Regions from separate parts of the Homo sapiens genome. Here region 2 is linked to region 1. A link is a contact called in ENCODE Hi-C or POLR2A ChIA-PET data. All regions are on one chromosome and are shown on one strand. The core of a region is the stretch at or near the end of the contact, and the rest is flanking DNA. Distances in the headings are between cores, read along the strand shown.

What was found. Hi-C counts contacts between places; a loop is a spot of excess contacts on that map. ChIA-PET counts read pairs that join two places held with the same protein, here RNA polymerase II (POLR2A). Pooled maps may share reads with other maps.
Region 2: POLR2A ChIA-PET joins it to region 1 with 11 read pairs in T-cell. The contact joins two enhancer-like sites. A Hi-C loop is called at or near these places in 1 of 50 pooled maps. POLR2A ChIA-PET finds 5 or more read pairs at or near these places in 2 of 52 experiments (HEK293 and T-cell).

The regions. Positions count from the first base shown.
Region 1 is chr6:111,731,597-111,736,775 of GRCh38, forward strand. All of the region lies in intron 3 of FYN (FYN proto-oncogene, Src family tyrosine kinase), which reads right to left. Among named protein-coding and RNA genes, the nearest start is that of TRAF3IP2, 130 kb to the left of the region's middle. RefSeq lists an enhancer at 1-692. Within about 2 kb of position 3,040, at least 3 of the 41 ENCODE cell types and tissues checked have a DNase peak (open chromatin) inside an H3K27ac peak, as active enhancers do.
Region 2 is chr6:112,154,031-112,159,382 of GRCh38, forward strand. LAMA4 (laminin subunit alpha 4) reads right to left here. Exons shown (of 39, transcript NM_001105206.3): 14 at 4,702-4,850; 15 at 1,535-1,676; 16 at 821-917. It overlaps LOC107986633 (a long non-coding RNA gene), which reads left to right. Exons shown (of 2, transcript XR_001744299.2): 2 at 1,290-1,703. Among named protein-coding and RNA genes, the nearest start is that of FAM229B, 69 kb to the left of the region's middle. Within about 2 kb of position 1,966, at least 3 of the 41 ENCODE cell types and tissues checked have a DNase peak (open chromatin) inside an H3K27ac peak, as active enhancers do.

The DNA.
Region 1 (5,179 bases), core at 1,790-4,289:
CTTTTGCATCCCCTGCCGTGGTGTAGAATTTCAAAGCTTCTTGCAGCTGTTTTGGTGTGAATGCAGATAAAGTAGCCAGTCAGAAAGCATAGTCTATCTAATTCCACGGCCTCTATGGGGACAGAATGGCTCAGGAGGACGGGAACAAAAGGAGCAGAGAGGCAGACTCCAGCCAGCCTCCTCCTACACTTTATTGCCTGAAGGAAAGGAGGATGGTCTCTGCCTTCCCTGATGTTGGTTTCCTCACCCTGGGTGAGCCCAGGGTGGTTGAATATGTCGTGCGTGTCTCAGTAAAGTTTTCACTAGAGGTCTGCATTTATGAATGCAAATTGAGTGCCAAGAGAGACACAGAGGAAATTAAAGGAGGAACATCAGTAAGAGGAAGAGAATGTGGAACCACCAGAAGGTAGTGATGCTTTCCCCAGCAGCACACAAAAAACAGTATTTGGGATGACAAGCTGTGGCCACTCTGTGTGGGAGGAACATGTGCTACATGGGCTAGACCACTTGTGGATGACCTACTTAACACCTGATGGAAACCCAGTCAGATTTTTCTTAACAAATCCAAAAAAGGTAACACTGGGTTTACATACCAGCATACATTCTGCGAACACTACTGCTTGTAAAAGTTATGGTGAAGCAATTTAATAGTGACTTTTCACTTGGCCTATGAATGAGGTAGAGAATACAATGTTTTTTTATACTGTTGTCCTACAGAGTGATTAAACCTTAAGTTCACTCCTTAAAAATGGCACAGCAGTTAATCTTCCCTTTTTCCTAGGTGCTTGCAGGATTCTGGTATCAGGCAGGGTTGCCCTGGGTCTAAAGGGACACGGCCTTGGCAATCTTGCAGCCCAAATCCACGTCACTGAAAGTAAGCGAGCGGTGGAGGGTGAAGGCGGGTGAAGGCAGGTGAAGGGTGTGCAGGCTGCCTGCTATCCCCTCGCTGTCCCACCAAATCCACCCCACCCTCCTCCATCATAATAGCTTTAGTGAGCCTCTGGCTTTGCAGCTGAAGACTGCATTCTCAGACTCTCTTGCAGCTAGGTGTGGCCAGATCACTTAATTCTAGTCAACTCCTTGTGACTGGGTATAATATATTCAACTCCTGAATCCTTCAAAAGGGAGCTGGTCGTCCTCCACTTTCCTTCCTGCTTCCTGTGGGCTGGGAAGTGGGTGTGGTGCTGGTGAACTGGCTTCAACAGACAGACAATGGCAACCCAACAGGGAACAGCAGGACCACAGGATGGAAGGAACCTGGGCCCCGGACAGCTTCACGGAGCACAGCTGCTCGTCTACCCGAAAGCACCCACCACTGACCCCAACACGAGAGGCATGAATATTGATCTTGTGTGGGCCACTGCTTCTTTGGGAGGAGATGGGGGAGGGCATGCAGTGGGATCTTTGTTATAACAGGGAGTCTGCAGCAACACACGGAGGAAGTGAATCTAATACAGAGGTCAAAGGGTGGCTGTGTGGGCCACGTGTCTCCCCACTCCCGAGAACCAATAAGAACTTCTGATTACCTTTGACACAAACAGTTAAACTTGAATTAAGGCAAGTTAGTAGGATAACAACAACAGTAACAATAACAATGCCTACCACTTTTTGAGAACTTATTTTCTGCTTGACCTTTTACATATGCTATCTCATTTAATCCTCAGAGCAACCTTACAAGTATATTTTACAGTCAAGGAACCTTGGGCCCACAGAATTGGAGTAACTTTCCCAGAGTTACTCAGGCCGTGGGACCTGGACATGAATCTAGATCTAATACGCTTGCATCTTCTACCTACTACACCATGCTGTTTTTTGAGAAGCGTGCTCTGCTCCTAGCCATTTTCTAAGTCCAGCTTAGCATTTGTTCCCAAGTCTCCGGGACATCTTAGTCTGGAATTAAGTCTTCTGTTTTAGAGAAGGTCTGTAAGCAGTGCATTAGCCCAGAACCAGGATGCTGAGTAGCCCTGTGGCACAGAGCGTATCACTCTGAAGTTCTGGAGCCCAGTTTCCTCATCAGTGCATTAGCCCAGAACCAGGTTGCTGAGTAGCCCTGTGGTACAGAGCGTGTCACTCTGAAGTTCTGGAGCCCAGTTTCCTCATCAGTGCATTAGCCTGGAACCAGGCTGCTGAGTAGCCCCGTGGCACAAAGCGTGTCACTCTGAAGTTCTGAAGTCCAGTTCCCTCATCAGTGGAGCAAAGTGGGCTTCCAAGCCAGGCACGGTGGCTCATGCCTGTAATCCCAGCACTTTGGGAGGCTGAGGTGGGCGGAATACTTGAAGCCAGGAATTGGAGACCAGCCTGGGCAACATGGAGAAACCCCATCTCTACAAATATACAAACATTAGCCAGGCATGGTGGTATGTGCCTGTAGTCTCAGTTACTTGGGGGGCTGGGGCGGGAGGATCACTTGAGCCCGGGATATTGAAGTTGCAATGAGCCATGTTCGTGCTACTACACTCCAGCCTGGGTGACAGAGTGAGACCCTGTCTCAAACAAACAAAAAACAAACAAACAAACAAACAAAAAAATGTGAGCTTCAACAAGGAGCCCTCCAGGGTTCACACCAATGCTGAAGGAGCCCAAAGACCTTTTGCACACATTGAGCAGAACCACTGAGTCCACAGACAGACAGGCAGCTCTTGGCCCTCAGCTGAACCTCAGGAATTATGAGGACTCATGGAATGACCTGACCAAGTGCTCAGGTTTGGCTCTAAATGCTCAGATGACCCCTGCTGTGCCAGAGCCTTGAGAAGGTACATTATGAGAGTTTTAATGATGTGAGAAGAGCTAGGCATTGCTGTGTCCTACAGTTTTTATTTAATTTTTTGCCCTATGGTTTAAAGTACTCTTTCTTACTACAGTTTTCAGAAGACCTATGTCCTCCACTTTCCTTTGTTGCTAAAATGAAGAACAACTTATGATCTGGCTCAACCAACTCTGGCATTCATGACATGCTGTGGTCTTGACCCTCCTCCCTCATCACAGGGAGGCTCCACTTCTCTCTGGCTCTACCCTACAGGGTTGCTAGGTACAGCTGTTCTCCTTCTGAGCTGCTGGAGATGAAGTTAGAAGAAAACAATAACAAGAATGAAGAAACGACCCCCCCTACCCCAAACAAAAGTTACTCCGAAATCACCATAGTAACAAATCACCAGTTTTCAACTGTTTCATTTCCTTTGCATTTTTGTTTCTCTGCACATACCCTTTTATTTATATTCAGCCCCAGCTCTAGCCTTTATTCAACAAGCATATTTTGATCCCCTTTATGTGACAGGCACTGTGCTAAGGGCTGCCGGTATAAAGTCAAGTACACATGGCCTCTGTCCTCAGGGAGCTAATATATACTTAAGAGGGAGACAGACAAGTAAATCGAGGGACTCAGGTTGGAGAGGGGACACAGAGGGAGTTCTAATTCATCCAGGTCAGCAATTGAGAAAGTGACTGGATATTAGCCCAGGCAGGGAGGAGATGGGCACTGCAGGCAAGGGAATAGCATATCTGAGGGCACAGAGGTGTGGAACACCATGATACCCTCAAAGAACCGTAAGTGTTCTTACGGCTTATTTGATTTATGGCCATATTTATGGAGCATTCAAATATGTGCCAAGCATATTTCGAGGCTTTGGGTGCTAAGGCTGAAGAAGACAGGCTCCCTGCTCAAAAGGAGCTTATAGTTTAATGGGATTGAAATGTGTAGCTGGGTAAGTGGCTGAGCTTGAGAAGCAGTCAGAAGCCAAATCTTAAACAACTATGAGTCCATTCTACTGAGCCCTCACTATGGTGCCTAAAGCTTTCCTAGGTGCAATATGCAAATGACCTTTGATCCATCAACATCCTGTGCTGGGTATTATCATCATCATCAATGAAGGGAGGTAAAGTTATTTGCCTAAGGCCTCAGTGCTAGGTTTAACTGCATTTTAACCCAGATCTGGCTAAATCTGAGACCTATAAGCAAAAGCATTTGCACATTATACAACTGATACTTATCCAGTATTAAGCAGGAGTGAAACTGGGTCTTGATAGACACATACTGAAGCTGGGGAGAAAAGAGAAGCATGGGGGGGTGCCAGATCAAGAAGGCAAGGGTAGAAAGAGACTGCATGCAAGTGGCTGGACAGGGAGGTATCTAAGTAAGCTATGACTTCCTAAGTGGACCAATGACTCTATCCATTCTAGCTACCTGTCTATTCATAATTCATACCTCACAAATCATCCCCAACTGTGGCAAAGCCGTAGCTTTTGTTACATGTGAGAATAAAGATCTGAAACCATAAATGGCTGCAGAGGTGATCTACTTTGGAACTATATAAGTGACATTATCTGAGAGCCCTGGCACACAAAACACTTCATATCTTTTGGGGCTGGTAGGAGTGAGAAATAGGCTTGCACAGTTGTGTAAGTGGCTGCCTAAACATGATGAGGACAGGTAACACCACAGATAGACATCTGCAATGCAGGTCATCAGAAGAAAGACAGGAATGCCCACTGAAAAGGGCATGTAACAAGTAGAATCCAACAACAGACCGGTGTCACAAGAGGATCCTGAAGGAGTGGCTAGGGTTAGAGGTGCAGATGAATGTGAGGTCACAGGGGATCACCACTGTTCTCCTCCAGCTGTGGAGGGGTTTGCTCTGTCAAGTCAAATACGAATGTCTTTATCATGATGCAGAAGTGGCAGTTACACTTCAGTTTTGCATAAAAAATATAATATTAACACATTCTTTGGGCTAGAAGGCAGCTTATTTTTTCAGCAATGACAGCTCTACTCACATATACAGGCTTAGAACAGTCAGAGGATGTAAACTCTTGCTCATCCACCAGCAAGAGTCATCAATCGGCAGCTCTGGCAGAAGCACTTTGTCCCAGCACTAAGCAGAACTGGCCTGTCCCTGAGAGCTCCGATGGAGCTGCCTTAGAAGATTCCAGGTAATGATGGCCCAAGGGTGGCTTCATGCCCTGCCCCAGTTCTGGCTCAATACAACCCAAACTGACCCAGCAAGTAATGATGGTACACACATGAAATAAGCCCAGGAAACAGCTCTGCCATAATTCTTTGTGACAAAAGCTGACTCGACATGCTGATTTCCAGCCCAAGTGAAACAAAATGGTCCTGTGTACAACCAGCCTACACATTCTGAGTATTCACCGTTCCACCAGGTTTATTCCTTAATCTGGACGC
Region 2 (5,352 bases), core at 716-3,215, 420 kb after region 1:
GCCTTTGTTTTTAGGTGGCAGTTAGAAGTTCGCTAGATGATGAATTTCCAACCTCATTAGTCAATGTTCAAAAATCCTTGGGAATTAGTTCATTATCTCAGAGATGAATAATGTTTAGTGAATTTCTTAGTCCATTCGATTGTTTTTAAGAGTAACTCACAAGATTCAAAATTGTCTAATGCGATTTTGCTTTTATTTTTCCTTCCCTCCCTCACCCTTGGATGTGCACACTTCAGCAGATGCAAACACTGGCCTTTGGAAATGCTTCTTACCATATGCTTGTTAGGTCTGTCCTAAATACAGTAACCTATGTAGAACACAAACTACAAAAAAAAAAAAAAAAAAGAAAAGCAAATAACCAGATGGCTTTGTGGTACCCTGTCATCCTAATTGACTCACAGTGATGACTCGTTCCTTCATGGGAAACATTTTAAAAGGACTTCGAAATTGTTCAAGAAAGAGGAAATTTTGTGCAATATAGTTTTAGTGTTAAGTGTATTTTAGGACATTTTTCCCCTAAAAATTGGTATTTATGGTAAGTTTCTATTAATCAGCCTATTTGATTAGCAGGAATAGCCACAGTATGTGAGATAGCTATGTGTTTCCATGTAGTTTACTACATAGCATTTTTTTTTTCAATCACAATTTAAAGTATCAAATCTTTGCTCTTTTGTAACTTGACTCTGAGCAGGAACTACTGATATGTTATGTAGTTATAATACTATTCTTTAATCCTAGATTTGGAAATCTCTGTCTACGTGTATGAAAGGAGGGAAGCAGCTATAAATTAGAAAGGAGATAGGAAAGTGAAGATATTTACTAGACTCTGCCTTTGCTTGCAGTTCTCTGGCTTGATTGAGGAGGTTCTCACTTTCATCTTTATGGTAAATGATTTGAGTATCAATCCCACTCACCGCCTACAAAGGAATTGAGAGAAGAGGGTAAAAATGACAGCAGAAGAAATCAGCTATTCATAGTTGAAGGATTTAAATGACACAGTTTATCTGCTAAACACCAAGCAAAATGCATTTAGCTTTATTTTCACAGCTTAAAATTAAGGTCAAATATGTGACCATGAGGAAGTAATGCCTTTGGCATTTTCAAGGTAATGTTTTTTTGGGAAAGATTCAGTGAACCTAGAACAAAGCCCTGGCCAAGGCCCCACCAAAGTGCTTGCCACATAGAAGCCACACAATAAATAATTTTGAGTTGAAAAAAATATAAATGAATGCATAAAGTATCTTCTCTATCAGCAAGAACTAATTTTAAATACATATTTTTTTTTTCAGGGACTTTGGCTAAAAAAATAAACTGTCAAAGGAACTGGCATTTGCTGACTGGACTACAGCACATCTCGAAGAATCTGCAGACTGAAACCTTCAAGGCATTCATGAAATGGTCTTCCCTTAGTTCCCCTGCCTTTTCCACTCTTTCTGCCATTTGGATTTCACACTGGAAGTTCAAGAGATGACATCAGAAAACAGAAAAGCCAGTGGGAAAGGCAAGGTATAAAGAACTTTCAGGGAATACTCACATCATAAATTCGGTCAGTGGTGTTCAAAGCAAATTCTGCTGTTTCATTGGCTTCACTAACATAATTAACAATATTTTCATAGACATTTGATGCATCCAAAGCCTTCTGTACCAGCCCGTTCATATCTGAACTGTGCAACTTCCTGTTAATAAACAAACATTGTTATTTCTCCTTCTTACCTTCTTGGGGAATGGGGCCATGTTTAATGCTTGCTTTTTAAATACTTCTAGGATCACAGATGCTTCCTTCCTGTTATTCAAAGTCACCTAGTGTGGCAAGGTTTTCTTGAGGGTCACACCTCCTCTGCATTCTTCTGTCTTTGCTGAACAGCATTTTGGTTCTCTGACAGCTGCCTGTCTGGCAGTAGCAGCAGGAAAAGGGAATGACGATTTAAAAACAGCCCTCTGCACTTCTTCTTGCAGGAGTTTGTTTATGTGATGGAAGTCAGGCAGAGGAATGAACCATTATGATGACTACCTAGTGCTTATCCAAATCAGCATTGTTATTTCCTTTCTGTAGAGGAAGCCAAGGCTCTAGGAGAGTATGCAGAGCTTGGCCAGGGCACGTATTGTCAAGGTTTGTTTCACTCCTGAGGCCTGGCTGCATCCTGGGCCTCAGGAGTGAGACAGCCCCAGCCCTTCCTCAGCACACAGCCCCACCTCAGCCCACCCTCACCCCTGCCCTTTCACACGATAGTCTCTGCCTTTGCCCCTCTCTGGCCTGTGTAAGGTTCATCCAACATTTACTGAGTACCCATCACACAGGGTACTTGCACACTTGCACACAGGGGCTAATAATGTGAGATATAACAGGAATAAAATATAGAAATGCTTGGTATACCATGCCTGGCATCTGCTAATCGTCAGGGTTTATTATTATACCTACACCATTTCCTGAATTGGGATTTTAAAACTCTATGTGTACCCGCATAATTTATTTTATTGACAAATACTTCTACTGCCTCTGTAATATAAACTCTAACCTCCACTTCCGCAGTTCGTCTAAATCCTTTGTCTTAATTTTATTCAGTCTTAAATCCACCAATTCCTTATTTTTTTTTCTCAGTCCCAAACATCGATGATTAGTATCATCACCTCATTTGTCAGTAACTTCCAGAAGGTCCTCCGTGACCCAGTATATGACATTGCAGATCCCACACTGGCTCCTGTCTTCAAACCGCCTGACCTGTTGAGCTCGGTAATTGTTCCTCAATCTCCAGCATCCAGTTCCAGTCCCTGTGTGCTCCCTTAGAGGGACTTTCTCTATATTTCTTTGGCTACTTCCCTCTCTGTTAACCAAGTCTATAATCATTCTACCCCCTCTACAAAAGGGCTGACTCATCCATTAGGCACAGCGTTTTCATTTTTTTTTCAATCAGAAGGAAAAAATGAGGATAACAATAATAATGGTATTAATCTTTATACCAATGCAGACATGAAATAAAGGTTTTACTTTTTCTATGGAGAAAGGAACCCACCAAGGCAAAAGTGTCTAGGGCCTATAGAAGTCATGGGGCTCTGCTCTACAGAGGGGAGTCTAATCTAAATACTCACTACCTGTTCCTCCCCACAACCCCTTCTGAGAAAATGGCCTCAGATAGCAAAATCTGGGGAAGGCAGACAAGAAAACATTTTTTAAAAAAGGGACAAAAGAAACAAAATGTTACAAATATTTATTAATATTTTAAAATTTTGCTGGCGAGAGTGGTAAGATGTACCAAAGATCATGAAACAAAGCCTTTATTACTTTGCTTTTAATACTAGGCACAGAACAAGTACTAACTCAGTATTCAAATTAAACATGTGCTATTGAAATGGAAGCTTCTTAATGAATTTTGTTTATCTTTGTTCGAGCATAGCACGTAAATCATTGTGTACACCAGACAGATATGGAAGGATACTCACCTTTTGAATGAAGATGTCTCTAAGTTGAAATGCTTTCATGAATATATAGTCAGAAATATTCTAAATACAAAAGGACTTGAGGGTGATTGATATTTTGGATCATGTTTCACGTAAAGCATGTAGTAACTGTCTTAGAATCATGCTGGAACACTGTTTGTTGCAGAGTGGCATTATACACAGAAGTTATATTTTGGAATCCCAATGAATGGGATGTAGGTACAAAATGACAAAAGAATAATGAAGAGAGCCATAAGATGGATCTCAAAAACAACATTCTGCTAATATAGTATATTATCAAAATAGTGTTTTTTCTAAGCTCCATTTTATTGCCTTCATCAAAAGCTCATGTTTCTAGGGCCATGATACCGAGTGGGATATGGCACTGTCTCACCCACTGACACACCAAGATTTTATATGACCTCTCTCTTTCTTTTCTTCTCTCTTCGTAGGAGATTTGGAAGAGTGTTTGAAAATTTTGGCAATCAAGAATAAGAAGGTGATTTATATTTTGAACAGAAGTTAATATTGGTTCTTATTTTATTAATGACCTTTACTGGTCCTTTTTTCCTAGTCTTTCTCTATAATGATCTCATTATTTGCCTATTATTTCAGGGTCATGAATTCAATTCTGATCTTTCAGTACTTTTCAGTTAACATTAATTGAGTGTCCAAGAGGTGTGTGATTCTATTCTAGGTGCTGGGAGGAAAATTGCCAATTGATTTTCTCTTAACAGGTGTTGAAATCAAATAGTTCCTGCTGGGCACTGTGGAGTATTTATCAGAAGTCAGTTATATTGCCAATTCCCGACCAGTTTTACTTAAGACACTTGGGTGTGGAAAGATAATGCTGTCTATGAAATAAATAGGTAATGTTAGAATTAGACCTTCTAAAGGGATCTGATTTATTTGACAATGTTTTATACATTGTCTTTGGTCATCCTACTAAAAATTGTGGAACAGACACCCCCCTCTTCCCGGAACACAGACCTTTAATATGACAGATTTTTTTTAAATAAAAAAGACCAGCTCCCCCAAACAATTGCAATGAACAATGATGGACTCTCAGATGGAACAACCAACCAACCAACCAACCAACCAAGCAACCAAGGAACCAACCAACCAACCAACATATCAACACATAAGCATACCCAACCTTAATCAACCTGGTAAAATTGTATCCCAGTAGTTCTGACATATGGAATTGAATAGTAATATTTTATTCACCCCATGTAGATATTTGCATTTCTAAAACCAGGATATTACCTGCTCAATTCATTAGCTTCTTGTTGAAGGTCCTGTGCATGGTCAATAGCTTCTTGGACTAAATCATGGCTGAGGTTACTTAGGTTAGATAGTTTTACTTGTAGTTCACTTTTGGCTCCATCTATTTCTGCATAAATCCCTGACGCATTCTAAAGAAAAAAATTTTAATAAATACATTGAATTTAGAAGAACTTAAAACATTTTTCCTAGGCACCAAAAGATAATCTCTGTTCTTTCTTATTATGAAGGTCAGTAAATTTCAGTGCAGGACCACATAAGTCTAAAATACTGTAAGTATATGTCTATTTATCCCGCATTGCCAGCTCTTTCTTCTGTATTGATTGCTTCCCTAGCTAGCATTCACAACCCAGAAATGCTCTACCATTTCAGACCTAAAAACTAAAACTAAACTAAAACCTTCAATTATCCACACATGTCCCTAATGTTACTACAATACTTTTCTGCTCTCTTCATAGCAACATATTTCAAAAAATGGAAGTTGTTTATATATGTTGTCTCTATTTTCTCTCACTTTATATTTCCTATTTTGACCTAGTCCTGTCTGATTTCTACTCCATTACTCTACCAAAAGAGAAGTTAATTACATCTAAGTTACTAAATCTAATGGACATCATTCAGTTTTCATCTGAC